Regions from separate parts of the Homo sapiens genome. Here region 2 is linked to region 1. Evidence: read pairs that join two places in POLR2A ChIA-PET (ENCODE). Cell type or tissue: IMR-90. All regions are shown on one strand. Links, peaks and the distances in the headings refer to the core of each region. The heading gives the core; the rest is flanking DNA. Region 1 holds the start of LOC124907968 (a long non-coding RNA gene). Region 2 overlaps PARD3B (par-3 family cell polarity regulator beta).

Evidence for each region. Peaks named below come from ENCODE experiments on the same cell type or tissue, not always from the same donor. Only the 100,000 strongest peaks of a DNase experiment are listed, where the experiment ranks them.
Region 2: POLR2A ChIA-PET joins it to region 1 with 12 read pairs; 3 of 35 experiments call an interaction of 5 or more read pairs at or near these places.

The regions. Positions count from the first base shown.
Region 1 is chr2:204,669,800-204,686,075 of GRCh38, reverse strand. The region is part of intron 1 of PARD3B (par-3 family cell polarity regulator beta); the gene reads right to left. LOC124907968 (a long non-coding RNA gene) reads left to right here and starts at 7,378. Exons shown (of 2, transcript XR_007088057.1): 1 at 7,378-8,691. In IMR-90, for the core only: no CTCF peak of the experiment used is centred there; no DNase peak of the experiment used is centred there.
Region 2 is chr2:204,753,151-204,769,426 of GRCh38, reverse strand. All of the region lies in intron 2 of PARD3B (par-3 family cell polarity regulator beta), which reads right to left. Among named protein-coding and RNA genes, the nearest start is that of PARD3B, 220 kb to the right of the region's middle. In IMR-90, for the core only: no CTCF peak of the experiment used is centred there; no DNase peak of the experiment used is centred there.

The sequences.
Region 1 (16,276 bases), core at 3,835-11,834:
AATCAAATTTTTAAACACTGAAAACAAATGTTATCTATTTATTTGGAAAAAAATACTTGGCATTTTTATCCTGTTTAACTTAAATCGGAGAATCAAGGTATACATATTTCATCAATTTTCCTGGAAGGTAAATTGCAATGCAAAAATAAACTGTTTGAAAAACATACTCAGGGAATTTTTATAACCTACAACTCAGGTAATTCCAAGAATACTCTGGAAAAGAAAGATCTTCTTGAGGGTACTTTCTGAAACTAGGAATAAAAGTCCAAACAGATTCCAAAGCTGTAGGGAAAAAACCCTAAAGGCAGAATCTGTGATGGTAATAGCTATCACTACAAAATATATAAATGGAATGGGTAGCCACCAACATCTTCACCTGTTTAAATCTCCATGTTCAGCATGCAGCCTCACTCTGAGATATGCAATGATGCACAGAGCAGGAGCTCCAGCCTCGCTTGCCATTTCCTGCAGCATGGCAGCAACTCAAACTGTGTTCAGAGTTGAATGGGGAATTCACTGAGTTGGGGTAGTAATTAAAGAGATGTTCAACTATCGCTTTTTAAAAAACTGCTTACTTTTAAAAACCGCTTACTCTGATTCTAGAATTTAGAATTAAATAATCTAGCTCATTCAGTTACTTACGTACTGCCTATTTCCAGGATAGCTATGAAAGTGAACCATTATAGCGATGGGACAAGAACATGAACCAATGAATGAAGTGAAGAAAAACATGAGTAAGGTTTTACCATAATCCCCAAGCTATAATCAATTTGGTTCTGTGAGTCTTAGAAAGCCCCTCAAAGTGGGAAACTTTTGAGCTATAATACACTTGGTATCCAATAAACGAACAGATACCAGTTTGTTAAAAAAGAAAGATGGAAATTCTTCTAGGATACAGCTCTAAGCCTTTCCCATACAAATCTTTATTAGGGATAAGAACTAATATAACCCACGGAATTCAATTTCAATTTCATAAAAGCTAATAGAAATGGTTGTCATACAGTCTTCTTTTTAGCTGACCCCCAATAAACAGTAAGGGCATACTATTAAACAATACTTTTTTAAGGCATCTATTTGGAGAGCTACTAAAATGTGACCCAAGTACATAGCTTTCCAGTAATACAACTTGGTAAAGTGATAGGCTTTAAAAATCTAAAGGAATTCTCCTTAGTTAGGCTTTAGACATTTCAAAATTAAGTTCTCCATACAGTATTGAATTTCAAGTAAAATAAAAGGAGTTTTGTTTACTTCTAATACTGAGTTTATAGGTGCAAACACCAATGATTTACTAGGAAACTTTAAATGCCTGACTCTGTGGCACAGATAGAGATCTCAAAGATATAAGCAGTGGGAGTATAATCAGGTAAGAAAGACACACAACTCTCATTATTCAGTTTCTTTAACCAGAGGTCTTTGCCAACCCGAAGTAATTGTGCTGTAAAAGATGAGCTAAGTATAATAGGCCAGATTTCAAAAAGGGAGGATCCTAGCATAGAGAAAACTATGTAATGGCCACTGGACAATACAGCTCTCCCCCAGCAATATTTGGGAATTAAATCTTTTTTGTTATGGCCATGCCGCAAGCAACATATTTCTTCAAATCTACCCAGGACTTCTGACGGAAATATTAAGTATTATTTATTCCTTGTAAAAAGTCTGCTTATAAAAAGAGTTCAATTTAATTAATTTCTATAAACTTCCATTGAGTTTTTTGATATATTACCTAGCTCTGTAGATGAAATCTGTTGATTTTAACCATGTTTATAAAAAGTAATGTATTCTAAAGAGTTTTCTTTATAGTATATTTGTACTTAAAAGCAGGCATCTATCAGTTATCTGCTTTTTTCTCAAGTTCAGTTTGTAAAAGCAGATTTTATCACCTACGATGGAGGTAAATAATCATCCTTCACAACTGCAGTAAGTTAAAGTACACCTTCCTGCCTAGAGGTGGAAACACAGAGAGAAGAAAACCAAAGAGTCCTAATTTAAAATAAAGTAACTCAAAAAATAGCCAAAGATAGGATTTGATCAGTGGCAAAGGGAATATCAAACAAATGGCAGCAAGATGGGGTTGCCGCATCACATCCATTCCTCCCTCACGCACACTGGGATCCAAGACATTGTGGAAAATAAGACACGGAGTTGAAACTAAGACACTGTTCTCTAATTTGATTCAAAAGAGCTCAGAACTAAATGAAGTAAAAAAGTATCTTGATACATTTTGGAAACATGTATTTGACCCAAAAATTTTAAGTGAAAAACATGGTGTCAGAATATGGAAAGACTACAATTTGAACTCCCTATTCCACATTGATATTGCCATTTTATACATTCCAAAGAAGAAAAGAGTAGGCTAATGATGGGCATATATCTACACCTAACCCTGAACAAAAACAGACAAGCCATAGGAAATCAGTCTCAGGGTTAATATTTTACACATCTGAGAGGGGGCAAAATGTCAATAAACCACAGTACATACCAACTGTGATTTTTGTCCCCATGGTATTTTGGCCATGGTGCTATTGATCACTCAAAAATGTACATACAAAATATGCAACCTACAGCCATCGTAAGACCATAAATTTATCCTGACTCTTTAATGCATGTAAAAATTTCAACCATTACATTGCAGTCAACATTTTGCATTTCATTTACATGGTTTTATTGCCATCAGGAATAAAACTGATCAGATATGAAAAGGTGTTCACATATGTGTTCTGGTTCATACTGTCACTGGGAAAAAATTACTATATTTTTATGATTATGACACTTAACTTGCCTTTATATTGCACAAGTAACTGTGGTACACATAGCTTTTAAATTATTTTGAAAATATCTCTAATATATGTGTTCATTTTGCTATGCAATGTCTTATTACTTATACTCCTAGGATCATTATTGAAAAATAATGTTATAATTATGTTTTCTCCACTTTTGACATTATTGTATCTGTTTTTAAAATAAAAGAGTTAATTTAAATGCTACTAAAATTTTAAAACTAAAACTAGCCTATGAGAATGAATTGCAAAAGGAAAGCAAAACAAAAACACAGGCATTACAGGAAGAAGAGTTATTTTTAATGATCAAATGTAAAAATGGTTCCAAATAGGCTTTAATACTAATAGCACCAAAAGACCTTCACTATGGGTAGATGACATGAAATTTTACCTTATGCATTAGAAAATTTACATTAACCATGTTTGAAGTACAATAATTTTCCACTTGTAATACCTAAAGGAGTAGACTGGCAACCCACATACTATAATGCTGTGACTACCATGAACTGGGATTATGCCAATAAACACAAGAAAGGGAAAACTTGGAGGGGCCCAAGCAAGATGCCTGTAGTCCAAGAAGAAAAAACAGCCTGCAATGGCAGCGAGGTCCCAAAGTGGGGAGAGTGCTGCAAAGGAAAAGCCGATTTTTGGAGAGGGGCTACATGAATTACAGTTCTCAGCCATGCAACTGGTTTCCTGGTGGCTTAATGTTTTTACTAGAAGAATCTTACCTACTGGAACACAACAGCAATGGTCAAATGGAAGGTAAAAACAAAACGGAATTTTCTTTATAGAATTTAACTTCATGAATTTGGTGGCACATATCCACAAAATGAGATTTTACCTATAGGTCAGGTACTATAGGTACTATGTGTTTTGTATGATTAACTCATTTATCCTCAAAATGCCTCATAAAACAGTTAATCCATCTTACAGATGAGAAAACCAAGGTAGGTGAATTAACTTTCCGAAGTTCAGACACTGAATAAGCAGCAAAGCCAAGGTGGGATTTTTTTTTAAACACAGAAAATATTTTGTTATTAAATAACTTAATACAAAGCACAATTACCAAGGAATCAGGCAGGGAATCAGGTCCATTTCTATCCCTACATAAGCATACGTACCCAGGCAAGTTGCCATTATTCTGGGCCTCGGGTGCATCATCATTAGTGAGCCTGGAGACTGGATGGCCTTTTGTATGATGCACCTCATAGAGGTCAAAATGCAGAGACATGGGGGGTGACAATGGAAGGCCCCAAATTCTTTGCTTAAGTGGGTCTGTCCCATGCTTCACAAATGAGAATTAAGTGGGGAAACCTTCAAAATATAATCTTCATAATCATAGACTTAAGGGTTTTGGAAACAGTGGAAAAAGATCTTACTGCCAAGAATAGAGAGGGAGTTTGAAGCACCAGAAATTAGATAGAGAATTACAAAAATGTACTTGCACATAACACTTAATTACTTTTATAATAATCTCCTGGGGGCATTCTCCCCTCTACCCAAGACCAAATGAGAATCAGATGCCCCACAATGCACCCAGGAAGGAGAAGGTGACAGAGCATGTCTGCAGACTGTTTGGGGCAGACAGAGAACAGGAGCCTCTGAGTAGCCAGCCACAGAGCAGTGCAGGGAAAAACAAGAGTTTTGGAAAATGACACCCAAACAAAGCCTAGCAGAGCAGCACTGACACGTGAAAGGAAAGAATCAAGCCAGAAAAGGCAGTGATGAATATACAGTTTATTATGAACCAGCCCTAACTGGCTTCAGAACACGCCTTCACCTTCCTAAAATAGATCAACCAAGTGTAAACTTCAGGAGAAAAGCCTAGTAGAAGAACATGGGCTGAGGCTGTTTGAATTAACTACAGTATGTTTCCAAAGAATTCAGCAGAACTAGAATGGGACCCGGAGTTTTTATGCTGGGTTGAAAGTAACACCTAGCAAGTCCAATAGAATTATAAACCTTTAATTACATATAAAATGAGGGAGAATTAGTCCATACATATATTTACTTCCAGATCTAAAAATCTATGATTCTATCAAAAGAAAGTTGGTATGGCCATACTAATCCTAATATCAGATAAAGGAGACTTCAAGGAAAGAAGTATTAATAAAGATAAAGTGGGATATTCAATCATGATAAAAGGCTCAATCTAACAGAAAGATAACAATGTTAAATGTGTACGTACCCAATAATATAACTTTAATACATATACTGTCAAAATGAACAGATCTTTAAAAAATATTTTAAAAACATGAATTGGGAGACTTGATAGGAAACAAAAAATTGAAGAAGATATAAATCATCTGACTGACACAAGTAACAAATGTAGCCTAACTTATTTGTATTATATTTGCACACACACACACAAATAGTGTAACCGAAAAGATTAGAACATACTTTATAAGTGTACATGGAACGTGTACCAAATTTCAAAGGTCTGAAATCATTTAAAATATGTTCTCTTATCACAGTAGAATCAACCACAGAAAAATATCTCAAAAATGCCCAGCTGTTTGGAAATTAGGAAATACAGTACTGAAAAATCCATAGATGAAAAATAAAGGCAATGAGAAAATACTTCTAGTAATTAAAATAGCAAAAATGTGTGGAATGCAGGTAAATCAGTGCCAAATGTGTCAGTTATGGTCTTTAATGCACATATTAACAAGTAAAAAAAATTGATCAAAAAGCTAGAAAAAAAACAGCTAATGAAATCCAAAGACACAGTGAAGAAAATAAAGAGCAAAGAACAATGAAATAAAAAAACAACAAATAAAAATCAAAGTTGGTTTTATGAAAAGCTTGACAAAACTAGTAAATTCATAGCAGAACCAATCAAGAAAAATAAAATAAATTTCCAATATCAGGAAGGAACAAAGGCAAGCAAAACCATTATAGATCCTACAGATACTGAAGAGAATATTCTAAAAACCTTGGACCTATAAATTTAACAATTTTTATAAAATGAACGAATTCTTCGAAAAATACAACAAAATGGACAGTAAAAATACAAAATATGATTAATACAAAAACAACAAGAATTAAATTGAATTTATTGTTTCAAAACCTTCCAAATGTTTCTTCAAAAGGAAAATTCCAAGCTCAGATGACATCACAGGTAAAATCTTCCTAATATTTAAGGAACAAATAATGCCAATCTTTTATATAAATACTTCTAGAGACTAGAAAAAGAGAAAAATTCTCTCAGCTTTTTTTAAAAAAGATAGCATAAATTTGATACCAATATCCTTACAAGGATATTACAAGAAAATAATATCCCAGTCTCTCTCTTTCTCATGGATATGTAGGTAAAAATCTACATATGTAGGTAAAAATCTTAAACATTTGTAAATCAAATTCAGTGATGTCTATAAGGAATAATACATGATAACCAAGTGGAAATTATTACAGTCATGCAAGAGTTATTTAAAAGTCAAAAATCAACCTAAGTTATTCATAAATTAATATAGAAAAAATGATAAAGATCAAATGATCACCACAATGGATGCAGAAAAAGCATTTGAGAATAGGCACCACCAAATCACAGTATAGAAGTATCTTAGTAAATAAGGCAAACCAATAACTAAACAAAGAAAACCAGTTAAAGATTAAAAAAAATTAAAAAAAAATTGTAACATTTACAATAGCATAAAATCAAATACTTATGAATGAGTCTAATGAAAATATGCAAAACATTTATGATTTAAAATTATAAAATATTAGGAAAAATTAAAGAAGACTATCATAGATTGAAAAGCTCACTATTGTGAAGATATTGATCTTGTCCAAATTGACTGGGGTTAGGGTAAGGATTGTGAGAATACAAAGCAACTAGAATTCTAGTACACTAAGGGTAAAAGTGTAAATGTATACAATCACTTTGGAAAACTGGCAGTAACTGAACATAAACATGCCATAAAGCTGAATGAACATCACACATAACTCAGCAATTCCACTTCTGGGTATACATCTAACAGAAATCTGGGTATATATCAAATCCTGCTATGAATATATACCTAACCAAACGACACACAGAATATTCATAGCAGGATTATTTTTAATACCTAAAAATCTGGAAATAGCTCAAATATTCGTAACCAGTAGAATGTATAAACTACAGTATGTCCATGCAATGGAATACTATACAGCAAGAATGAACAAAACTACAAGTTTATGCGACAACATGAGTAAATCTCGCAACATGAAATTGCATAAAAAGAGCCAAATACAAAACAAGCACCTTTTGTATGATTACATGCATAACAAGTTCAAAAAGAGGCATAATTAATTCACAATGTAGAAGTCACGAGACTGGTTACTCCTTGTGAGGGGGAAGGGTGGTGAGTAGAAAGAGGCATGAAGCGGCTTCTAGGGCAATGTTCTATTTCTTGATCTGTATGTTAGCGATACCGACAGGAGGCAGGGAAATACTGGATAGAAGAGGGCAGCTCCCTGGCAAAGAACCCACCCTCGAGCCTGGAATCTGCAGCCCTAAATGAAAACAGTTATCCGTTTTCCAGCTCAAATGCTACTTTTTGGCCCACCCAGCCTCCGTATCTCGTGCTCCTATAAACCTCAGAGCTCAGCTGGCAGAGAGACAAGCGGCTGAACATCGAGAGGAGAAGCAACTGCGCATCAGAGACTAGAAGCAACTGCGCATCAGAGACTAAGGCTAGACGCGGCTTAATGTCAGACCACACGACTTCGGAGACGACCCGGCTGGAGTCAGCCAGGCTTCAAGGAAAGACTACTTTCTTCCCGCACCATCCCCGCTCTAGCTCCTTTTCCACTGACAGCCACCTCCATCAGTCAATAAAACCTCTGCATTCAACATCCTTCAAGTCCGTGTGACCTGATTCTTCCTGGATGCCAGACAAGAACCCGGGTACCAAGAGGGCAGGGTATATGTCACCCTGACTCTCCACTGAGCTGGTTAAGGCTTAGCTCTCTGTTGAAGGCAACAACCAAAAGGGCATTGTTTGTAATACACAACCTCTGGGGCTCCAGAAGTTGCGGGCAACCACTGATTGCTACCACGGGCCCGGTTACTGGGTTTGGTCCTGCCAGCACCTAAAGGCACTTGCCCCAGGTCCTGCACCTGCTCACCTGCGTGCTCCCCCTCCCACAAGCGGTTTGAGCTCGGCTGCAAAGGAGCCACCCCTCATCGCAAGTCCTGCGAGGGAGTCAGGGACTCTCCTGTCTCACCAGCTATACTTAACTTGTGTACTTTTCTGCACGTGTGATATACTTCCAAGGTATTTACATAAAAATGAAAATAATATCTTTGCTTCCAAAAATGTGACTTTTTCAAACTGAAATACCTAATTGTTCCTTTTGCACATGCCATCTCTACAGCTAAACAAATGAAGACCACCAAAAAGCTGTTCAGAGTAAGTCTAGTTTCCTCAGAAGAATAAGGACAAATCCTAAAACAAAAGGAGTGTAGAAGTCCCAGAAGATGGGAAGGCCAGGTTATCCTACCAATAGAACATGTAGCTAACTGACTACCAGTTATTCAACATTTCTAAGAAGCCCAGGAGATGCTTAGTTGACCACAGGCTTTAACAAGTCAACAGTGATGAGTCTGCTAAAAATATTATTATTACCATCTTAGGCTATGATAATACAAGGACTGTGTGAGAACAGAACAAGGAATCGTTTCACTCTGTGCCAAAGTGGTCCCACTACATTTAGAGTATTTTGTCAGATTTGAAGAGACCATCATTAACTAACTGGAGATGACCCATGTGACAGTAACCACAAAGGTTAAGGAGATGGAAATACATCTTATGATGAGTGAGCTGAATTAATTGAGGCTTGTCTAAATTGGAGAACAAAAAGGAAAACACTTTGCTATTTCAAAGACAGAACTACAGTTTACAGGGCACTGAGCTCTTAAAGTTATCAGGTAAGGTAAAAATTACTTATTAAAATTAGTCCTAAAAATCCCTTAGGGAGACACCACAATGGAAGTGAACATACGTCCTCTGAATAAGGCCAATGCTACCTGTTTTTAATCTAGACTTGGAGTATTCATTGTCTTTTCAGTTGAGCACCAGAGGAAGTATCTGGATTACACTGGAGACTATATTTTATGTAAAAGTTTTACCTTAAACACTTAGACCTCCGTAAATAAGTACATGAGAACTGAGACAACAGAGGTAACAGCAGAGAGTTAAATGACCATAGGAGATCTCCAATCCAACTAAAAGCCTTCCACATAAAAGAGAGATTTGGCTTTTTCTGTGCTGTTCTAGAAATGATACATAGACGATAGAGAGGTAGAAACTCAGCGTAAGAAAGATCCTTCAAAAAGAACAATCTTGGCCGGGTGCGGTGGCTCACGCCTGTAATCCCAGCACTTTGGGAGGCCGAGGTGGGTGGATCACGACGTCAGGAGTTTGAGACCACCCTGACCAACATGGTGAAACCCTGTCTCTACTAAAAATATAAAAATTAGCTGGGCGTGGTGGCACGTGCCTGTAATCCCAGCTACTCAGGAGGCTGAGGCAGGAGAATTGCTTGAATCCAGGAGGTGGAGGTTGCAGTGAGCCGAGATTGCACCACTGCACTCCAGCCTGGGTGACAGAGCAAGACTCTGTCTCCAAAAAAAAAAAAAAAAAAAACAATCATAGAGTAGAATGGGATGTATGGTAAAAACATGAGCTCTCTACATCTTTCAAGAGTGAAGCAAAGGCTAGATAGCCGTATCTCAAGGATGCTACAGGATAAGACGTGGAACTTCTGTGATCCTGAAGATCCCTTCCAACTCTCAGACCTACAGCACCTAGAACCTCAAAGATCCTTAGGGCTTTGAGCTCTTGAAAGAGGAAATCTCTGCTGTAGGGTAGGAATAATAGATTCGGCAATTCTGCAGGATTCCCCTGTTACTGTGCATCCCCAAGCAGAAAGTCTATTCAACAAAACATCATATTTTGAATTCCCCAATCTACCCGTTATTCCAATGTCTTGCCATGTAGCCTGAAAATTCATTAATTTATGAACAAATTTAAGAAAAAGGTCTTTCATCTCCAAGGTAAAAGAAATACTCTTGGTAGGGGGGAAAAAAAAGCCTGAGAATTTTATATTGATTTGAACATTATTTTTGAATAGGCTGTTTTCTCACTCTAAAATAGTTCTCCTCCCACCTTCCCCTCATTACCACCCCCCGCCCCAAAAAAAATACTTGGAATTTTCAAGCCTTGACTAGTAAATTTATAAGTTCAAAGACTGGAAGGAATTCATTGGCTCAGAGACCACCGAGAATAGGCCTCTTATTTTAAAGACAGGGAACCAGTATAAACCATTATGTATAAACCAGTATGGCTTAACAAAGGTTAAGCCATAGAAAAGGTATTAATAGTTGTTTTCTTCTGATGTATAATTCTAAACAAAATAATTGCAATATAAAAGCACCAACAATTCCAGGGAATTTGTTTCTACAGTATCTCATAATCTAAGTTTTAATAATATTACTTATTCCCTTTTTCAAATAGAAAAATATTTAAGTATTGAGACATATATTTCACTTCCTAGTTCATATATCAGCTAAATATTTAAAGGAATGTTAATTAACCCATGTCACTTTCATTCAGCTTTGTGAAGTAACTATAATCTCAGCGGTTTTCTTTATATAAAGGGCTTTAGAGGTTCATTTTTCATTTTAGGATTAATCTAAATTTATTTGAGAAGAAAAGGTCCAGATCTAGATAGAGCTTTTTTTTAATAAAGAACAAATTTTAATTATTTCCAAATGTACTGTCTACATCATCTCAAGACACTGACTTTATAAGAATATAGAAATTTCATTTTCCTACAGCTCTAGGAGTGAGTTAAAGGCTCACTCTTAAATGCATGAAAGTATAGGCCTTATGTAACTCTTCAGGTTTATATACAGTATAATCACAAAACTGAAGTTATATCAGGAAAATTAAACGTTAAAAGTCTGAAATTAAAAAAAATTAAAGATATTTAATGCATAATTGATGCAAATATACTTAAGCAGATTAAATGGATTTAATCCATTTAAAAACAATTCTCAGTATGAAAGACGTAAAACACTGAACCATTACTAATTTAATAATATTGAAAAACAATGACTCAAAGTAATTTTAAAGAAAACAGCTGATTTTTTAAAAATCCTGTTTTCCATTATTTGTTTCCAATGAAATTTTATAGTCCAAAGCCCTGGATGCCAAGGTTTTAGAAACTTGTGTGGTCCAGAGGAATTCAAAGCCTACACCTAAAAAGTGGAAGGAGCCATCTCTCCAAAGAGAAGAGCAAGCTATTAATTTTTAGAATAATTCTTCCATTATAAAGCCCTAAAAAACATTCTGCTACAAAATGAATTTTAATAAGAATAAATTTGAGAATGCAAATTTGTACAACTCACAGTTTACTTAATATCTCCAATTCAAACTTTCTTGGTGCTATAACGTTGGCATCTTTGTATGCTAACTCCAAAGAATACTTTCGACAGATAGTGTCTACCAGTTGTGTGTATCTTTGTGTATATGAATGACTGAGTAAGGTTTAAAGCATTTTACAGGTAACAATAATGGCCCTTAGCTCTTCACTTGAACACAGTTTTATGGATCAATCAAAGAAGAGATTAAGACACAGAAAGGAGAATTTTAATTTATTGCAGAAGAGGTACTGGCGGCCGTGTTTATAAAATAAGTTAACTTTAATAAACTAACTCTAAGACAAACATAAAGACCTCATCCACTTTACTGCAACCACCTACCTCCCGCCAACACCCACCCCCCTCCCACACTGTTTATAAAACTTCTTTTCAGTGTGGCAGTAATAGGAATAGTAAGGGATTATTTGCCTCTGATCTTCAAAAAGGATTGGGGATAATACTACCTGCTACTGTTAGCTGCGTTTCTCTAACAACTTCATTCCTCCAGAATGCTGCAGAGGGATCACAGGTATAGCTAAAAAGAATACAGAGAATGCAGAGAAGAAAGCAGGAAGAGCTAACCTCAAGTATCCCCTACTCAGAGAGAAATTTCTCGACCTAACTAACGCTGATTCCCTGGAAGTATCATAAATTATCAATATCATGTTATCCTTATTTTATTCAATTATTTGTTAATTTTATGGCTTAGTCTGCCCCAACTAGAACATAAGCACCATGATTCAGAAACCTCATTTATCTTACTCACTTCCATATCCCCAGCACTACTTCTGACATTCATTATGCATTTGTCATACAAATGAAGACAATGAGAAACAGAAAGGAGTAAGAAAGTAGGGGGACGGGCTCAGGGTATAACAGAGAAAGCCATTTTATTGATACTGAGTAAAAGCTCAAATCTTGAGACTTAGATCTTTTGATATAGACAAGGGCAGCATGGGAGAAGCAGAAACACTGTAGACTGCAGGTCAATGGCAGTCCTTTCTGCAACATGTGTTGAGTTCTTGCAACATCTAAGAAAAAAGAGAATAAAAATCCAGCTCTTGGAAGGAATAAAGCTTAAATTTTAGTGAAGGGAGAAGACAATAATTAACAAACAAAATACATACGTGAATTAATGATATGTTAGTAAGTGATAAGCAATTTGAGAGATAAAATACAGTAGGATGAGGAGGATGGGGAGTACAGGCAGTTTGTATTTTTAAATAAGGGGTCAGGCCCGGCCTCCATGAAAAAGTGGCATTTGAGCACAGACTTGAGGCAAGTCAGTGGCAGACTGGAGGTGGGGAGCCAGGTCTTCTAACAAATGGCTGTGCCCCAGGGCAAGTCTCATTGCAGTCATTTGTAAAATAAGTCAAAGCTCAGAAAAGCAACCCTTATATGAGAGTGGGAAAACTAGTTCGCTTGTCAGGTTGAATAAACTTGGTGGAGATGCAAAAACACCAAGTGGTAGTAACCACCTCTCTACCCTTGCCAAGAGTATCTTGCACCACACTGAGTAAATTTTTTATTCCACTCTACAAAATGAAATAAAATTCTACTACTTTTTACATCAGCATTAAATATGTTTAAAGGTACCTTTTCTTTTAAAAGAAAATACTTCTAGAAAGGAAGAAGAAGGGACTTACATGTTATTTGCATCTCAGATGGTTTTTCCAAACTGCTGATGTACAGCACAGCAGGATTGGCTGGGCATGTGCCACATAAATAGGATAATTCAGCATACTCCCCAAAATGCTTCGTGGAAAAAGTATGAGCTTTAAAGTAAGACTAGGCTGAAATTCAAAATTTACCACTCATAAATGGGAACAATATCCTCTACCCTCACTGGATTGTGAGAAATTCATTACATATTCACATACATTCACATACACGGGCATACATATACATACATATATTTTCTTTCTTGACAACAGACTCTTACATTCCAAAGGCAGCGCCATTTCTGATGTGTATGCCACTGTAATCCCAGCATCTGACACTGCACTCTTCTTACAATAGATGTGCAATAAACAGCGCCTGTGATTATTACTACTCTGCATAATTCTTCAAAACTAGAAGCTAATGAGCAGTTAGGAGGGCAAAGAGACCCTCTGGGCTTGGGAAAGAATAAAATCAGCAGGAAGTGAGCAAAAGGCCCAGAAAGAGAAGCACCAGAATGGTAGGCAAGTTTTTCACACGTCAAAAATTTGGGAAGAAACGCTCTTCCCAATTTTTTTCCTATGCCTGGATCAAAATGTAGTCTGTAGGCTAATGCATTCCATGAAACTGTTTGTTTTTCATTTGCAACAAAAATACAAAAATTGGGAGTAAGCATTTTTTAAAATTTATAGCAATTTTTATTGCTATATTCATGCACATGATTTTGTATTTTATAAAAGTATCTGTTTGCCATAGATGAACAAACAAAACAATCTGGTCCTCTATCACAAACAGTTTGAGAATTTCTGGATACACTGGCCATCTGCCCTTCATGTCCAGTGCCTTAGCTAAGATTCATAATTAACTGACACATTCATTGACATTAATCAAAATGTTGACATATGAAAAGCCTGTGCAGACAATACAAATTTTCATTTAAATATTCTTTACATGGGAAAAGGCAAGCCAAACTCCAAAAACAATTAGCTAAAACTTTTCAGAAAATAGCCTGCTAATAAAAGCTAACAGCTTCCCTTGGGTGTAACACCTTATCTACTTCAGGAATGCGAATGAGAAGGTAGATGAAGACATGAAAAACAATGTAGTATTGCCTACAATGATGTATCATTATACCATTATTACACTACTAAGTTATAAATACAGTGGGAGGGAAGCCCCAAGCAGGAATGCCAATTGTGTAAGAAGTAAACAACAACACAATATTAAGCTAAAAATTCACCTTATAAAGAAAGATGCTAAAAATTATAGAAAAATAATCAAAATGTTGAGGAAAAGTTTTCCGACGATTATATTACACTATCAGTTGCATACATGCACATATATATTTGAATATATTCATTCATGCATACATATTAATATAACCCCAAAGCTGAGATGACTGTGGGTCTTTATTTTAGCTGGTGAAAGAAAATAAGTTTCATCTTTATTGTTTTGAAAACTGCAGATACAGAAATATTTTAATTTTAAAAATTATCAGCTAACACACATCCACAGTTACAGTCATTACGACAATCTCATTCCTTCTCTGAAAATCATCCCCAAACAAGGAAATTAAGAAACAAAACCATAAACTCTATCTTCATGGAAGTAGCAGATATCTGTAACTCAAATCACAACATGCAGACAGGAAAAGGAAAGACAAGGAAGTAATGACTTCTCAGAGGGGAAGAAGGTCAAATCCAAGTTCCTGCCAATGAAGAGAGCTAGCATGAAACACAAGCCTATCTACTTCGACAGGGTCTGGAGACCCCAGGTATCATGAAAAGTAGACGAAGGTGGGGGCTGAAAATGGTGAACAAAAGCTGCCTGACAAATTCTTTAAGGAAGGATAACACTCCTAGGTAGGTGCCCCCCACCATCTCACTCATCGAGAGGCAAGAGATATTATCTCTGGAGAAACTGAAAAAGAGCAAGATCCAGACTCTAAGACATCAGGCACAGAGAAGGGCTGAATGTAAAAGGCTACAGACTAAAGACTGGGGGTCACATGCCAACCTTGCTACTCTATCCAACGCCAGCAAAGTAAAAACCAGGCTTACACTCAACCCTCCTCCCAGTCACTCCTGACAGGTGATTAGACGAATGTGCTCCACCAAAATGAGGGACCCAGGGAACAGAGGACCCAACACACAAGAGATGGGAAGGGAATTCTCAGATAAACGGTGACAGCAATTAACATAACCATGCAAGGCTTAGAGAAAAACCAATCCTGATGTGATCAGGACAATGAAGAAGGGCTCCAGGAGCAATGTTCCTAGGAAAAAGTCCAAAATCAATAGATTTTTGATGGTTTTAACTCAGTGGAAGATTGCAGTAAGAGACATTTTACATAACTATTAAAAAGAACGGAAAAAAAGCATGAGATTCAATGAAAACTAAGCAAATAAAGTCATTAACTCCAGTAAAACCAAAAGTTTGCACGAGACAAAAGGCAACCATAGTTATGGGCTCAAAAGTAACAATAGCTGCATTCTCATAACAGTAAAAACACTGAATATGCATTTAACCAAATAGCCTAACAATAATTTTAGGAAACAAGGAGAAAAAAACGTATAGCTTGAGTTATAGCTATAAAATAGCTAGTATTTTCAACTACCTTAATCAGATGTAAACAGAAAATGTCTAAAATTGATGAACCAAGGAATAGCAGTAAATTCATATTTAGACATAAAAGCACACTGGTATCCCTTGATTCATACATTATTAGAATTATGGAGAAAAATAGAAAAAACCTGTGGGGTTTAGAGTGAAGGGTTTGGAGTGACTGCTTCTTAGAAGTGGTTTGGGCGGCAGGGGGCCATTGGACCACTGTTTTTGTCATGGGCCTTTTAGCACTATTTGACCCTATAAACGAATTGGCAAACTGTGACCCATGGGCCAAATCCTACCTATCACTGCTTTTGTAAATAAAGATAAAAGGGAACACAGCCAAACTCAGAGTTGAGCAGCTGCAACAGAGGTCATGTGGCTTGCAAAGGCTAAAATATTTACTTTCTAGATCTTTACAGATAACTTTGCCAACCCTTCTTTAAACCATGTGTAAGCATTACTTTGATTTTAAAAAATTAAATGGTACAGAAGAGTGGCCCAGTTCTGTATTCTCCAGAGGCAACTCTTTTAGATCTTTTAGTCTTTTTGAATTTTAACACCTTTTCTCTAAATAATAAGCATTTCTGACTGTCCCAACCGTTCAACTTCAGAATCATCTTTTGACTTTCTGAAATCATTCATGGGAACTTAGTGAATTTAGAGTCCCCCAACTTTTCCATCCTTTCCATTAATAGAGTTATTCAAATATTTTTATTCCCTTTAGTGGTTACCTTTATCTTTAATAAATGACTATGTTTATTCTGTCATCTAAAACAGCATCTCTTCATTCCTCGGAGTAAAAGAGGACTTGGCAGCCCTT
Region 2 (16,276 bases), core at 4,145-12,144, 83 kb before region 1:
CAAAAATCCTCAATAAAATACCGGCAAACCGAATCCAGCAGCACATCAAAAAGCTTATCCACCATGATCAAGTGGGCTTCATCCCTGGGATGCAAGGCTGGTTCAATATACGCAAATCAATAAATGTAATCCAGCATATAAACAGAGCCAAAGACAAAAACCACATGATTATCTCAATAGATGCAGAAAAAGCCTTTGACAAAATTCAACAACCCTTCATGCTAAAAACTCTCAATAAATTAGGTATTGATGGGACGTATTTCAAAATAATAAGAGCTATCTATGACAAACCCACAGCCAATATCATACTGAATGGGCAAAAACTGGAAGCATTCCCTTTGAAAACTGGCACAAGACAGGGATGCCCTCTCTCACCGCTCCTATTCAACACAGTGTTGGAAGTTCTGGCCAGGGCAATCAGGCAGGAGAAGGAAATAAAGGGTATTCAATTAGGAAAAGAGGAAGTCAAATTGTCCCTGTTTGCAGATGACATGATTGTTTATCTAGAAAACCCCATCGTCTCAGCCCAAAATCTCCTTAAGCTGATAAGCAACTTCAGCAAAGTCTCAGGATACAAAATCAATGTACAAAAATCACAAGCATTCTTATACACCAACAAAAGACAAACAGAGAGCCAAATCATGGGTGAACTCCCATTCACAATTGCTTCAAAGAGAATAAAATACCTAGGAATCCAACTTACAAGGGATGTGAAGGACCTCTTCAAGGAGAACTACAAACCACTGCTCAAGGAAATAAAAGAGGACACAAACAAATGGAAGAACATTCCATGCTCATGGGTAGGAACAATCAATATCGTGAAAATGGCCATACTGCCCAAGGTAATTTACAGATTCAATGCCATCCCCATCAAGCTACCAATGACTTTCTTCACAGAATTGGAAAAAACTACTTTAAAGTTCATATGGAACCAAAAAAGAGCCCGCATTGCCAAGTCAATCCTAAGCCAAAAGAACAAAGCTGGAGGCATCACACTACCTGACTTCAAACTATACTACAAGGCTACAGTAACCAAAACAGCATGGTACTGGTACCAAAACAGAGATATAGATCAATGGAACAGAACAGAGCCCTCAGAAATAATGCCACATATCTACAACTATCTGATCTTTGACAAACCTGAGAAAAACAAGCAATGGGGAAAGGATTCCCTATTTAATAAATGGTGCTGGGAAAACTGGCTAGCCATATGTAGAAAGCTGAAACTGGATCCCTTCCTTACACCTTATACAAAAATCAATTCAAGATGGATTAAAGATTTAAACGTTAAACCTAAAACCATAAAAACCCTAGAAGAAAACCTAGGCATTACCATTCAGGACATAGGCGTGGGCAAGGACTTCATGTCCAAAACACCAAAAGCAATGGCAACAAAAGACAAAATTGACAAATGGGATCTAATTAAACTAAAGAGCTTCTGCACAGCAAAAGAAACTACCATCACAGTGAACAGGCAACCTACAACATGGGAGAAAATTTTCGCAACCTACTCATCTGACAAAGGGCTAATATCCAGAATCTACAATGAACTCAAACAAATTTACAAGAAAAAAACAAACAACCCCATCAAAAAGTGGGCAAAGGACATGAACAGACACTTCTCAAAAGAAGACATTTATGCAGCCAAAAAACACATGAAGAAATGCTCATCATCACTGGCCATCAGAGAAATGCAAATCAAAACCACTATGAGATATCATCTCACACCAGTTAGAATGGCAATCATTAAAAAGTCAGGAAACAACAGGTGCTGGAGAGGATGCGGAGAAATAGGAACACTTTTACACTGTTGGTGGGACTGTAAACTAGTTCAACCATTGTGGAAGTCAGTGTGGCGATTCCTCAGGGATCTAGAACTAGAAATACCATTTGACCCAGCCATCCCATTACTGGGTATATACCCAAATGACTATAAATCATGCTGCTATAAAGACACATGCACACGTATGTTTATTGCGGCACTATTCACAATAGCAAAGACTTGGAACCAACCCAAATGTCCAACAATGATAGACTGGATTAAGAAAATGTGGCACATATACACCATGGAATACTATGCAGCCATAAAAAATGATGAGTTCATGTCCTTTGTAGGGACATGGATGAAATTGGAAATCATCATTCTCAGTAAACTATCGCAAGAACAAAAAACCAAACACCGCATATTCTCACTCATAGGTGGGAATTGAACAATGAGATCACATGGACACAGGAAGGGGAATATCACACTCTGGGGACTGTGGTGGGGTCGGGGGAGGGGGGAGGGATAGCATTGGGAGATATACCTAATGCTAGATGACACATTAGTGGGTGCAGCGCACCAGCATGGCACATGTATACATATGTAACTAACCTGCACAATGTGCACATGTACCCTAAAACTTAGAGTATAATAAAAAAATAAAAAAATAAAATAAAAAATGTGAAAAAAAAAAAAAAAGAAAAAGAAAATACAAGAAACAGCAGAGAGCAGAATACTCCAGTCCAGACCTTCCTACAGAAATATTACCATTAATTTCTAAACCGAATCTGGATAATATTTTACCTCAATCAATTCCTCAGTATAATCTCTAATGTTTGCTTTTGTTTTTTTTTTTTGATTTACAAAAGGGCATATTTCAACTTCATAAGCTTTAGAAAAATTACTTTGCAAAGCATAACAAAGTTAGTTTGCTGATTATTTCCTCAAATTTTTTTTTAGTTCCTCTGGTTTTTATTTATAACAGCACTGATGTCTGCATTTCATTGTTATGAGGATGAATATGAATTCAAAATTTCACCAATATGCTAGCTATTCTGTCTTAGATTTGTCAAGGAAATCAAAATTTTGACTGTGAATGTAATATGAAATAAGGTATAGCAATAGTACATTAAGAGTATAGTACACTAAAATTTTTAACAGTGCAATTTAGAAAAAAATATAAAGGAACTTATGACAAACTTCAGGCTAATGACAATAGTTACCATGGGTGGTGGGCAAAAGTAGAGAAAGTGGATTCCAAAGGACTTTTACTTTTTATATTATGTACCCCAATAATATTTGAATTTTCTACAATGGGTAGTTACTGTTTTTATAATGAGAATATTAAATATTTTTAAAACAGGTAAGTACTGATATGTATTTTAAACACATAAGTATTAAGTACTACTTAACATAAAATCAATCAGTGAGATTTGGAAGAAAGTTTCTAGGTGTTGTTGGGTATTGACCAGATAAAGCAGGAGAACTTTCACCTCTGTTTCACTGTTCTAACAATACTATAAGATAGCTTTCACTGGCAATAATATGAAACAAAATATATAGAATTGCCTTAAAAGTGGAAACCTAATACAAATTCAAGTATCAAGTTTGGGAGGAAAGACAATCACAAATAAGCTAGCATTAAAAGTAAAATTTTAAAATTAATTTGCTTTCAAAATATGCCAAGTAATACAGGAAACCATTACTATTAACTGCTTCCTTCATAACCATTTGTGGGCTATACTAACTGCACTAGCTAGGCAAGTTCGATGGGCTCGAAATTGCTGAAATTACACTTGGTTTCATACTCTAGCACATCAAGTACCACTAAATATTTCAACTGTCCTTGTCAGGCATCTTCTAAGGCAAGGCCCACAGGTGCTAGGAAGATTCAGGGCCATTTCCTCCATTATTAGTTTGTAGCCTAAGGGCACCTGATAAATGTTCTACTTCAATTTCCCACAGCCCCTTAAACAAAAGAAAATTAAATGGTACTTCTTTCAGGCTGAATTTTTTTTTATTGCATAGCAATAGGAGAGAAGAATGAAAGAAACCAAAATATGCTGTTTTGAAGAAATAATACTATAAAAGACTTTTGAAATTATTAATGCCTCAGACTATTTGGAAGAAAGTCAAATAACACAATTTTCTTGTTTTGCAATTAGGAAATATGGATCTAGAGGAATCATGGTCACACAGCTGACAAGAGGCTAGGTTAAGATCAGAACTCAGATTTCTTCAATCCAGGGAACACCACGTCTTCCACTGATCTTCTTGCAGCAAGAAGATTCAGCAGAAGAGTGGTTCTCCAATTTTAGACAGCATAAGAACACCATGCAAGACTTGTTAAAACTCAGACTGTGGCCTCCAACCCCAGGCTTTCTGATTCAGCAGGTCTTGGATGGGGCTAAATATTTTTCAAACAACCTCTCAGGTGATACTGATGCTGGTCTGGCAACCACACTTTGAGAACAAGTGCAGTCACCATCTGCTCAGTGAAACAAATGTACTGACCTCTGTTTTATCCTGCAGTCAAGCCAGCTAAATATTGCAAGGTAGTTTCTTCTCTCAGTTAACCAAATCCCATCTTGCTTATTTAAAAAATACACTGGTAAATCTCCATTTAACTATTTTCTCTAAGAGTTAAATGATCCAGATGACCTGTAAATTTGTTCCTTCCCTTCTCTAAAGTCTCACTGGAATATTAATCAGAATTACAAAAAAAAATGCATCAGTCCTTCCTAGATTTATTTAAACAAAACTGTCAAAAACTCAAATGAATCTAAGAGCCAGCGCAGGAGGGAGGAGGGAAGGAATGAATTTAAATATGAGGTTTATATAAGAGAATATGGAGGTAACTGGCAGCTGCAGAATGCCTGTCCTGTCCAAGCCTATTTCAAATGTAAATTAAAAAATTAACTACACACACACACACACACACACACACACGCATGCATGCCAGATTCAGCCTGCTGGTCAGGTAGCCAACTTGCCCAGATTAATATCATGATAAAATTCAGTACTAACATCCAGTTACATGGTGTGTGCATCTATTTATTCAAAGTTTGTTTTCTTTCAATCTTAGTAAAACTTCTATCAAAACTGTGAAGAAATCATTCTGAGAGAGGAGGAAGGAAATGGTCAGGCAGGCAGTTAGGGTGGGTCCTCGGTAAAATTCTTTCAAACAAAAAACGAGCTTAGAAATCAAGCTGCAGGCACAGAAAAGGGAATTTGCACGGGGGAACTTGCTTAAGACATGCCCACTGCCACATAGATAAGAAAGGCTACACAGGAGATTTGCCCAGACATGCTCACAATGGAAAATTCCATCCCCTGACACATGTACCTTAAAGGAAACAAAGCAGTATGGAGTAACTATGGAGTAACTCAAGCTAAGGGCTTGCATGCACACTAGAAGGATGCGGTGGAGCTACCAGAAATTCATGCCTTATGCAAATGAGATGCCCAGCTTTCACTGATTTCTCATAAAAGCCTCTATATTCAACTGTAAAACAGCAACCCTCTTTGGGGCCCTCTCTCTGTGGTGGAGAGCTTTCTCCTTTCACTCATTAAACTCTTGCTACAGCCTCACCCTTAGTGTCCACACTCCTTAATTTTCTTGGTCATGGGACAAAGAATTTAGGGTATACCTCAGGCAATGAGAGACTGCTACAATTCCACAAAAAAGAAACTTGGTCTCAAAAAAGTAAATATCATAAGAATAGACCACATATTCATTTTCTAAGTATTACATAGATTAAAAATTTCACTCTATTCTATAAGCATGGAAGAAAAGTTGGTCTAATCAACAATCATACACATTATCTTTCCAAAATAAAAATACACATGTATTGAAGGTGAATAAATGGCACAGTGCATTTATCACATATATACACCAGGCACAGGAGATTCAATGTTTAAACAGGAGAATTATCCTTGATAGTGCTCCACATATTGTTCAGGACTGTCTGGCATTATGTGCACATGAAACATGTTTTAAGAAAAAACTGAGGCTATGCGTCAGTCACTTCTATTATTGGGAGTAAAAATGCACTGTTTATCTCCTCTATGGAATAAGTTCAGAAAGTGCTATAATCTTTTATAAATCAATTTTCCTTTTTTTAATATTCATTTTTCCCCAGTTTAATGGAAACCACTTTAGTAGCTCTTCGGAAAAAAATTACTCCTATATTTTGAAGAATTTTGAGTCTTTTGCTAATCCAGCCAGGAAGCTAATTTATTTAGGCAAAGTTGCCTATGCATCAGACCTGAAAAATGCATTTACACAAAATAATCAGATAGAGTCAAACCTTTAATCTGTAAAACCAAATTAAAAGAACAAACACAAAGCAAACTGAATCTATATATAATAACTTAAGGTAGCAGATATACTGCCTTTGTTTTAGCTAAATCAGATTTAGGTGGATAGAACAACAGCAGTGCTGTCAACATCGGAAAGCAGTTAACAATCCATGCTGTCCCTGGTAGGTCAAGCCCTGAGATGCATATTTAGGAAGAAATCATATAGCTATGTTATAGGGTTATACAATATGAGGCAGAGGGCAATAGAGGGAACCTAATTGTCAAGTAAAGAAAAACGAACAAGGCCGGGCGCAGTGGCTCACGCATGTAATCCCAGCACTTTGGGAGGCCGAGGTGGGCGGATCACCTGAGGTCGGGAGTTTGAGACCAGCCTGACCAACATGGAGAAACACTGTCTCTACTACAAATACAAAATTAGCCGGGCATGGTGGCATATGCCTATAATCCCAGCTACTAGGGAGGCTGAGGCAGGAGAATCGTTTGAACCTGGGAGGTGGAGGTTGTGGTGAGCCGAGATCGTGCCATTGCACTCCAGCCTGGGCAACAAGAGTGAAACTCTGTCTCAAAAAAAAAAAAAAAAGAAAAAGAAAAAGAAAAAAGAAAGATGAACAGCTGGCAGTTAAGTCCCCCTAATCATCACACTAAAGAAAACATATAAGATTCAAAACAATAACAAATGGGAAAAAGTCATTGCCTGACCTGAGACATTAAAAGAAACAAATTAAAACTCCAATTCCCATACTGTTTAATTGACACCTTTAAAAAATCAATGTACACCTAATTCCTAATTCAATGCAAATATCTGTCTATAGATGAATCAAGGCTTAAATTTAAATTTACTTCTAACTTCATAGAAATCCTGCCTCTTGAGCTGCTAGAAATTTATCTGATCTAGCTTTAGAAAATCTTTGCCATTCGGGTTGGGCGCCGTGGCTCATGCCTGTAATCCTATTACTTTGGAAGGCCAAGCCGGGTGGATTGGTGGACAGATCACAAGGACAGGAGATCGAGACCATCCTGACTAACATGGTGAAACCCCATCTCTACAAAAAATTAGCTGGGCATGGTGGCACGTGCCTGTACTCCCACCTACTCAGGAGGCTGAGGCAGGAGAATCACTTGAACCTGGGAGGCAGAGGTTGCAGTCAGCCGAGATTGTGCCACTGCACTCCGACTTGGGTGACAGAGCAAGATTCCATCTCAAAAAAAAAAAAAAAAAAAAAAATAGAAAAAGAAGGAAAAGAAAAGAAAATCTTTATCATTCAATATATAAGCATTATCTGATTTTTTTTAAAAAGAAAATTGTGGGCTCAATGGCAAGAAGAGACATTTTCCTTAGATATTAAAGACAATGACAGTATCCAACCCAGGAGCATAAAAAAGCAAAAGCTGATTTTTGAAATTGAAAGCCTGATTCATAAAAATATCATGACACTAGGGCAACATATATAATGCATATTATAACTATACCACGGACTACATTTGTGTTTTAAAATATAAAATTAAAACAAGGCTTATAACTATTTACATGTCAGATAAATCACTGTTTGACATGGTCTTTCATTAAAGCCAAAATAAAGGAAAATTTCTTCTCTTAACATAAAATCCAGATGAACATTCAAAGACGTAAGCTTTCTAAGCAAAGATTTTTATATTGTAATACATCTAAACTGTGATAATTGAAGATATCATGGTAAGAAATTACATTTCAAAGAAACCATGAAAAATCTATTTTTTTTTTTTGTAATTTTTAGGTAGAAATGCAAGCTCCCCTTATTTAAAAAAAAACAACTATGGGTGAATTTAATAAATGGGAAAATATAGCCAACCCAGAAGTGGCCACACAACTGAATTCACATTCTTGAATCCAATTCCTTAAAAGCCACACAGCTTAAGGACTGATTGAGCAACTTGACATTATTAATATCTGCCTCTGCTCTCAACTTAGGAGACTATCTTGGTGACTACTCTTTCAGCAAGGAAACTGAATGGTGTGCCTTTTAGTGATCTGTATTCTAACAAGGATCATAAAATGTGGTTATTCCCATTTTTAATTACTGAACCTTAATGAAGCTGAAGGTTTGAGAAGATGATGAAACACTAAAATAAATTCTTTAGAATTTTGATCTGTTGGCTAAAATTCAATCCCATGAAAGTCATCCTTGGCCATACAATGATTGTGGACATTGGAGTTAGGTTTGCATCCCAGCTCCACCCCTAACAAGTTTGTGTCATCACTGGCCAAGTTACTTAATCTGTTGGAGTTTTACTCTTGTCAGCCATAAATGCAATAATAACCCTTTAAAGGTTCTATTGTAAAGATTAAATAAAAGAATATCTGTAAAATGTCTAGTGCAAATACTGGCATATAGAAAATAGTCAACAAATGTGGCAGCTATTAAGATGCTCTTCTGCAACAGGTAAAAAGAAATATCCTTGAACAGAAGTAACTTCTAAATAGAAAGTGAACAACTTCAGTTTCACAATTCCATGTTGAAAGTACTACTTCACTTGAATTAATGATGGATAATGCAAATTTTGAAAAGGAGAGACATTTTATAGCACAGTACTTTCACCTACGAAAAGTAAATAATTTTCTATTAATATACCTAACACAATAAATATTTCTTCAAACTCTAAAGAACATAGAGCTTTCCACACCTTCCACCACTCTCAAAAATTGGCAAGGTATTTAAAAGAGAGATAAGTTTAATAATGAACCAGGAAAACTGTATTTGCCTCAAAGTAAAGGGTTCCCAAGAAGTTGAAACTTCCTTATTAATAAAACAGTTTCAATATATTAAAAGAAAAACTACAGGAGCCAGATATGAAATGTAATTTGTAAAGTCATGATTTTTTAATCACAATATAATAAAATACTGCTCAATGTCAGTTTTTCATTATATAAGCTATAATTTCTTCTGACTTTATGAAATATTATACTACATATGTTAAGCTTTTTGTCATGATTTATTCCATTGTTTGTATACAAGAGAAAATCCCCACAAAAATCAATACAAGCAAAAATGCTTTTAACACGATTCAAAAATAAATATTAATTTCATGTATATCAACTCTTCATATCACTATTTCTAATGAAAATTCATGTATTCTTCCTCTTTGAGTATGTTACAACCCACTAAGGTGAAAAATATCATACAAGCATTATTTCTAGGACTTTGCTGGGATTTTTAACTCAAAAATATAAAAACTTAAACTAATTAAAAAACATATAATGCCTGTTAGACTATTTGGCTACTTTAATGCTCAGCATGGGTTCTGTTTTCAGAGTAATACCATGCAGTATTTATATTTCATTGGATATTTGTTACTGATTAACAAAAGCAGAAATTTTATGTCCTACAATTCAGTAAAATCTATCATTCTAACATTCATAGGTAATCTTCTATATGTTCCAGACTCTGCTAATGTCTATAAGAGGGTAAACAAAAAACAGATTACATTAGACCAGACAAGAGATAGTAAAGGCCTAAACTAAAGCAAAAAATAAAATTTGGTTTAAATCCTGTGCAGATGCAGATGAGGATATAAGAAAACAGGTATAATCACATAAACAGTTGTGGGAATATAAAATTAGTGGCATCTCTTTGGAAGGCACTTGGGCAATAGGTATCAAAATCCAAGGAAACAGACTATTTGACCCAGCAATTCCCCACTAGTAATTTATACATTTACAGAAAGATATGTGTTGGAAATAACACTTAAAAGCATGCAAATGTTAACAACAGAGGAACATTTAAATAAATTATGGTATGGCCATATAGTGAACTATAATGACATTTTTAAAACCACTGATATGACAAAATCTCCAAGATATATCAAATAATTTTAAAGGTTCAAAACAATACATTATGCTTAAAAACACTGCTATATTTTTAAATATGTATATTATGGTATATAAAAACATTTCTGGAGGAATACACAAACAAGCACTAATAGTTTCCTCCATGGAATGAAACTGTGGGTGCGCCATGGAAAGAGATTTCCTTTTTAATTTATACTTATTTGAAAAGTTTTACTTTACCAGGTATACATACTACATTTTGAAATAAATTAACACTACAAAAAACTTAAAGGTGTGGCCAATCAGATAGGAAAGTTTATGCATTTAAATTTTAATTTTATGTGTTCAGAGGAACCAAAAAGGTGTTGAATTATAGAACTCATTTGAGTAACTGCAGTCATGAAGAATTATTATGAGAACATTACAAGAAGAAGGACAATCAGGAAAAAGTGCCTGATAGCTTAGATATTAGGAAGGCATCTGCTCTGACTGAGATGTGGAAGGACAGTAAGGATCAAATAATTTGAAGTGACACAGACACAGAAGGGTGACAAGTCTATATGAGATATGAATAAGAAACAAGAACATCAGAGAAGGACAACTGAGGAACTCAAATCAGATATATCCATAAGAAATATTGTAAGGCCACTTGAGAAAATACTTAACTATTTTAGGGTTCTAAGGGGAGAAATATGATTGAGATGGTATCTCACTGGAAGAAATCATAACCACGGAGCCAAACAAGAATCATAAAGAATGCCACGCTTGATCCTTTATTCACTGCACATCTAAGCAAGCATTCTAACAGTGGTGCAAAGAAAATATATGGCTGTCCTCCTTCAAGTCAATCTCAGAAACAACAGTGCTGTCTCAACTTTGATGGCACTTTAGAAATCTGCCAAAGAGCCTTAAAATATACTCATACCTGGAGAAACGTTATTTAATTGGCCTTTGCAATCTAAAGCACCTGCAGTTTTCAGTGTTCCCCTAAGTGATTCTTCTGTGCAGCCGAAGTTGAGAGCCACTGCTTTAAAATATTCTGATTATCACATTCATAGACATTCAAACCATCACAGTGTGAACTTGTCCCATTTCCAAGATAGAATGTCCTTCAGGTTTGATAAGAAATATAAACATTGCAATGACAGGCTTCTTTCTTTCCACACTTGTGGTAGACTGTTTCACTGGTAGATCCCAGTGAAACATGCCTTAGGGATTCATGCCTTTGTGCTTCTCATACTGACTCTGGGCTTGGGCACATGACTTGTTTTAGCCAAGTGACCTTAAGCAAGCACTGAGCTTTCGGGTTTCCTTCTTGGAACACCCATCTTGGGGCTCAGCTGCCATGCTTTAAAAGTAAGTCCAACTAGAGAGATACCACTTGGAGAGGCCCTGGAGGATGAGACACTGCCACATGGAGGAAAACCAAGAGGCCTCTGCTAAGCTAGGCTGAATGCATATGGTGTGGCCCCAACTGAACAAAGCAGCACACAGCCAACACAAAGATTTGTGAGATAAATAGTTGTCATCTTAAGCCATTAGGTTTTGAAGTGGTTTGTTACCTCACAGATAACCAGAACATTAAATACTTGTAAACTTTACATTTACTCCTTAAACAACATCTGGGCCCACCACTATTCCCTGAAGTTTTATATGCCCAACTCTGACTTTTCTTGTTTCCTCATATTGTCTTTTATGTATCTTATTTCTGTTCTTCTGCCAAGAGTAGTATTTCTCAAACTGAAGGGATTTGTAGACTACTTCAAAAGCACTCAGCATACAGTCACCAATCTTTTGTTTAAAAAAAGTCATCTGAATTTTAAATAAAAATTAAAAGTTTTAAAATCGCTAGTTTCATATCAGCAAGAGATTTGCTGTTTGCAATCTTTCACAAAGGTATCTTTATCTGACATGAGCCAAAGATCAGATTCCAAAATAACCCCATTAAAAAGTAGGCAGAGGACAAAGATGCTTCTCAAAAGAAGACCTACAAGCAGCCAACAAACATATGAAAAAAAATGCTCAACATCACTAATCAGAGATACGCACATCAAAACTACAATGAGATACCATCTCACGCTAGTCAGAATGGCTACTATAAGAAGGTCAAAAAGAATGTTGGCAAGGTTGTGGAGGAAAGAGAACACTTACACACTGTTGGTGGGAATGCAAATGAGGTTAGTCCCTGTGGAAACAAGTTTGGAGATTCCTCAAGGAACTAAAAATAGAACAACTATTCAACCCAGAAACCCCATTACTGGGTATATACCCAAAGGAAAATAAATCATTCTACCAACAAGACACTTGCATTCATATATTTATGGCAGCACTAGTCACAACAGCAAAGACATAGAATCAACCCAGGTGCCCATAAACGGTGGACTGGATAAAGAAAATGTGGTACACATACACCATGGAATACTGCACAGCCATAAAAAGAATGAGATGATGTCCTTTGCAGCAACATGGATGCAGCTGAAGGCCATTAACCTAAGCAAATTAATGCAGAAACAGAAAACCAAATACTGCATGTTCTCACTTAACAGTGGGAGCTAAACATTGGATATACATGGACACAAAGATGGAACAATAAACACGAGATTCCAAAGGAGGGGAGGGAAGAAAGGAGGAAAAGGGTTGAAAAACTACTTATTGAGTACACTATTCACTACTTGTGTGATGGGATCATTAGAAGCCCAAACCTCAGAGTCATGCAGTTTATGCAGCAAACCTGCACAGGAACCCCCTAAATCTAAAATTTTTAAAAAATCGGATTCCATATCCATTCAGTTTCTTTTCTTACTCTATTTCATCTAAATTAGAAAGCCCTTCTTTACCATTATAAAACATTAGGAATGACGGCAAGTCTGGCGTGCCTCTCTCAGAGAGTTGGGAATATTTGGAGCAAATGTAGACCTGGGAATTATGGAGAGACTTCTCCCTTATGTCTACTTTCAGTTGAAAAACTCGTCACATTTAAAGCAAAGCTAACCATTTCCTTCAACGTAAAGAAATGCACTTTTATATCCTGCTGCAGCATTTGCACTGATTTGTACATAAGCTATTCGATTTATTTATTCAAATAAAGAAAATCAAATAATGGAGAAAAAATATAACTCTTGGTAACAACCATTTGTATCACTATTCAGTCTTCTTCAAAATCTCCAATAATTTATCCTTAATGTTAAATACAGTAATATTGCAGCCATACAAAGATAGGGCCACACTACTCAAGACACTAAATATCATAAAGAAACACCAACTGATCATGCCACTTAATATAAAAAAGAGTCAATCTACTGTCCATAAAAAGATGTTTTTATTCCATATTTCAGGTAATCTTGTGTGACCCCCTTGCCATTGGGAAGGAGTAGGGAGAAAGCTGTATTGTATTTCTTTGCCCAGAACACTAACATAGAAACTCAATGACTGCAATTCCATCCTAGTCACAATTTTGACTACTTCCTTCATCTCTTAATCACCACCAGGACGTATACTATTGATTAGGAAATGCTCTTGGAAGTAAAGCAGAAGATAGACAAGTATCCAGGTAAACTCTTATATACATAGCAATGCTACTCTTGCCCCAACCAAAAACTGTTTCACTCTCTCTAAAAATCCTAATTCACCTTGCTCAGCCTACACAAGAATGCTCACAGCAATCACTTCCTTTTCATGTAACACAGGGTCATAAGAGATAAATAGTGGTAAAAGTCATCAAGCATTTCTCTGTCATTAGAATTATATGTTCTATGATGGTAAGAGCTTATTTCTTTTGTTAACTGCCATATTTCCATTGCCTGGAATAACTCTTGGCCCTGAAAAAATGTATGTTGAATGAACAAATAAATGAATGAATGCATGTAATTAATATATTCTGAACTGTGATTCAGTCTCTGTACCCCAGTTCTTGTGCTTTACTGGGAGAAAAATATTAGTACATAAAATAGTGACTGTACTTACACATTGATGGCTACTAATGTGTGATGTGTCATTGAACAAAAAATGTCATTTAACAAAGAGGTTTTGCCAATAATTAATCTGCTTCCCCTCTACACCCATTTATCGTAAGAGTTTGGGTTGGTTGACAAGCTTCTCAGTAATAATGTGACTTGTGTCACACAAAGGATTGAAATTCTAAATGACATCTGAAGGGTTTTAACTTCTGCCTTTCGGGAAAAAAGAATCATCAATTTCATATTTGGGTAGCTTATTTTTACAGTTTCCTAACAGGTGACTAGGGGGTCAGTAGATCATCAGTCCAATCAAATCTGAACACTAGTGTTCACTGCCATACTTCCTATTCACACATTTCCGTAGTTAGGAGCTTCCCCTAAATTATGGCACTAGCAGAGTCCTTTCTACCAACTTATGTCAATTTAAATTTAGTGCCTGAACTGGAGTTCTGATGTTAATATTTTAATTCTATTTTTGCCATGTAATCATTTTTGAGAAATCAGTCCATTTTTTGCGTGCAAGGCAATTAAATAACACAACACTAATAACTGAAATTAAATATTTAGATATGCAAATAATATGAACAGTTTGGCAAAGAAGCTGTCCCTTAACTGAGAAAACTGAGGAACTCGGTTTTCAAAATGTAATTATATTTGTGGAAAGATGCTGTTTCCCAATATTCTCTCTTTAATCCTCAATAATAAAGCCATTATATTTTGAACTAATCACATAGCCCCATAGATTAAATTGCACATTTTACATCTTCCTTTGAAGCTTATTTGGCCTCATAATTAAGTTCTGGTCAAGAAGAGGTAAACCAAATGGTCAAATGTGACTTCTAAAACTTGTGTTTAAAAGGGAAGTGCTTTAGCAGCCATCTTGTTGTGCCTAAGTCATTATTATCTTAGGATTTTCAGTTATTTGTACCCAAATCTATTCCTGATATTGCAAACATTAAATATTTTCTGTGAAAATAATGTAATAACAATAGATAACACCTATGAAGAATTTACATGCCAGACATTCTAAATGTTTTACATTTAATAATTTATTGATTTCCAGAATAACTTTATAAGGCAGGTTCTATTATTATACTTACTTTCTACATGAAGGAACTGAGGCACAAAGAGGTTAAACAACTTGCTTGAACTCTCAAAGCTATTGACAGACAGTGCTCAGATTTAAACCCAGGAAGACTGCCTTTCGAGTTCCCTCTCTTTAACATTATGAGCTTTATTGCTTCTTATAATTATTCATGATTACACATGCTACAGTGCCTGTCATAATAATTAACATTTCAAATTGAAGAATGTATGTGAACAAAGCTGTCTCAACGTTCTTTTCATCCCTACCAACCAAATCACCTGTGAAGTATTTGCTGAGCCCTGGTAGAATACAGAAGTCCATGGATCCCATTTTGAGGTTCTCAAATCATTTTTTCCTTCAATGGAACTGAAACTGGCTCATAGTGGCACTGTTTTTCAGAGGCTATCCTCAATGCTAGAATCCCAGCAGGCAAATAGAAAGCCACAGTAACTTTACAGACACTTGCATCAGCCAGCCTGGCTGCAGCTATGCAGACTATACAGAATTGTGAACTTCTTTCCTGACCTTTGGATATATTCCAGGGGCCAATGCTTAATAACACTGCACCAATTATTTATTTTATATTATTTTATTTTAATTTTTTGGTAGAGATGAGGTCTTACTACGTTGCCCAGCTGATCTCAAACTCCTGAGCTCAAGCAATCCTCCTTCTTCAGCCTCCCAGAGTGCTAGGATTACAGCTGTGGCCCACCATGCCTGGCTCACCATTTCATTTTGAATAAAGTATTTCATTGTGTGCTGCTTTGTGACAAGAGAATCAAAGGCTTCCACAGCTGAATGGGATCTCAGGAATCAGTTTAGCCCAACTTTCCTCATTTTATTGATAAGAAAATTGAGGCATAGAGATGTTAACTTATTTGGTCAAAATCACATAGCTACTGATTACACAGCTGGAACTAGGCCATGGGTCTTCCAGTCAAATCAGTCAAGTACCAGATTTGGGGGGTTCCGTTTATTTATACTGTCCTTTAAAAATTCTAAGTAAGCTGCAGATAATAGACAAGCCAGTATAGAATGGGAAATTTTTTCTAGTAACTATAATACCTGCAGTATTTTTAGCTATAAGATCAAAGAACTTTAAGAGTCTTCAAATTATGAATCATTTAATACCATATATTAATAGAAATCTTTCAACACATTTAGGAGCACCTAGCTGTAATGTGGATGAAAAACTGAAGATATTTTTAAAATGCAGTATTTCCAGCTATAAAATCTTAAGCAACAAAAACATGACTAGCCATATCTTTCAATGGAAATTTCTCATTTTCAGAAAGACCTAAAATCTCATTCAATGATAATTTACTTTTTAATATAAACTACAA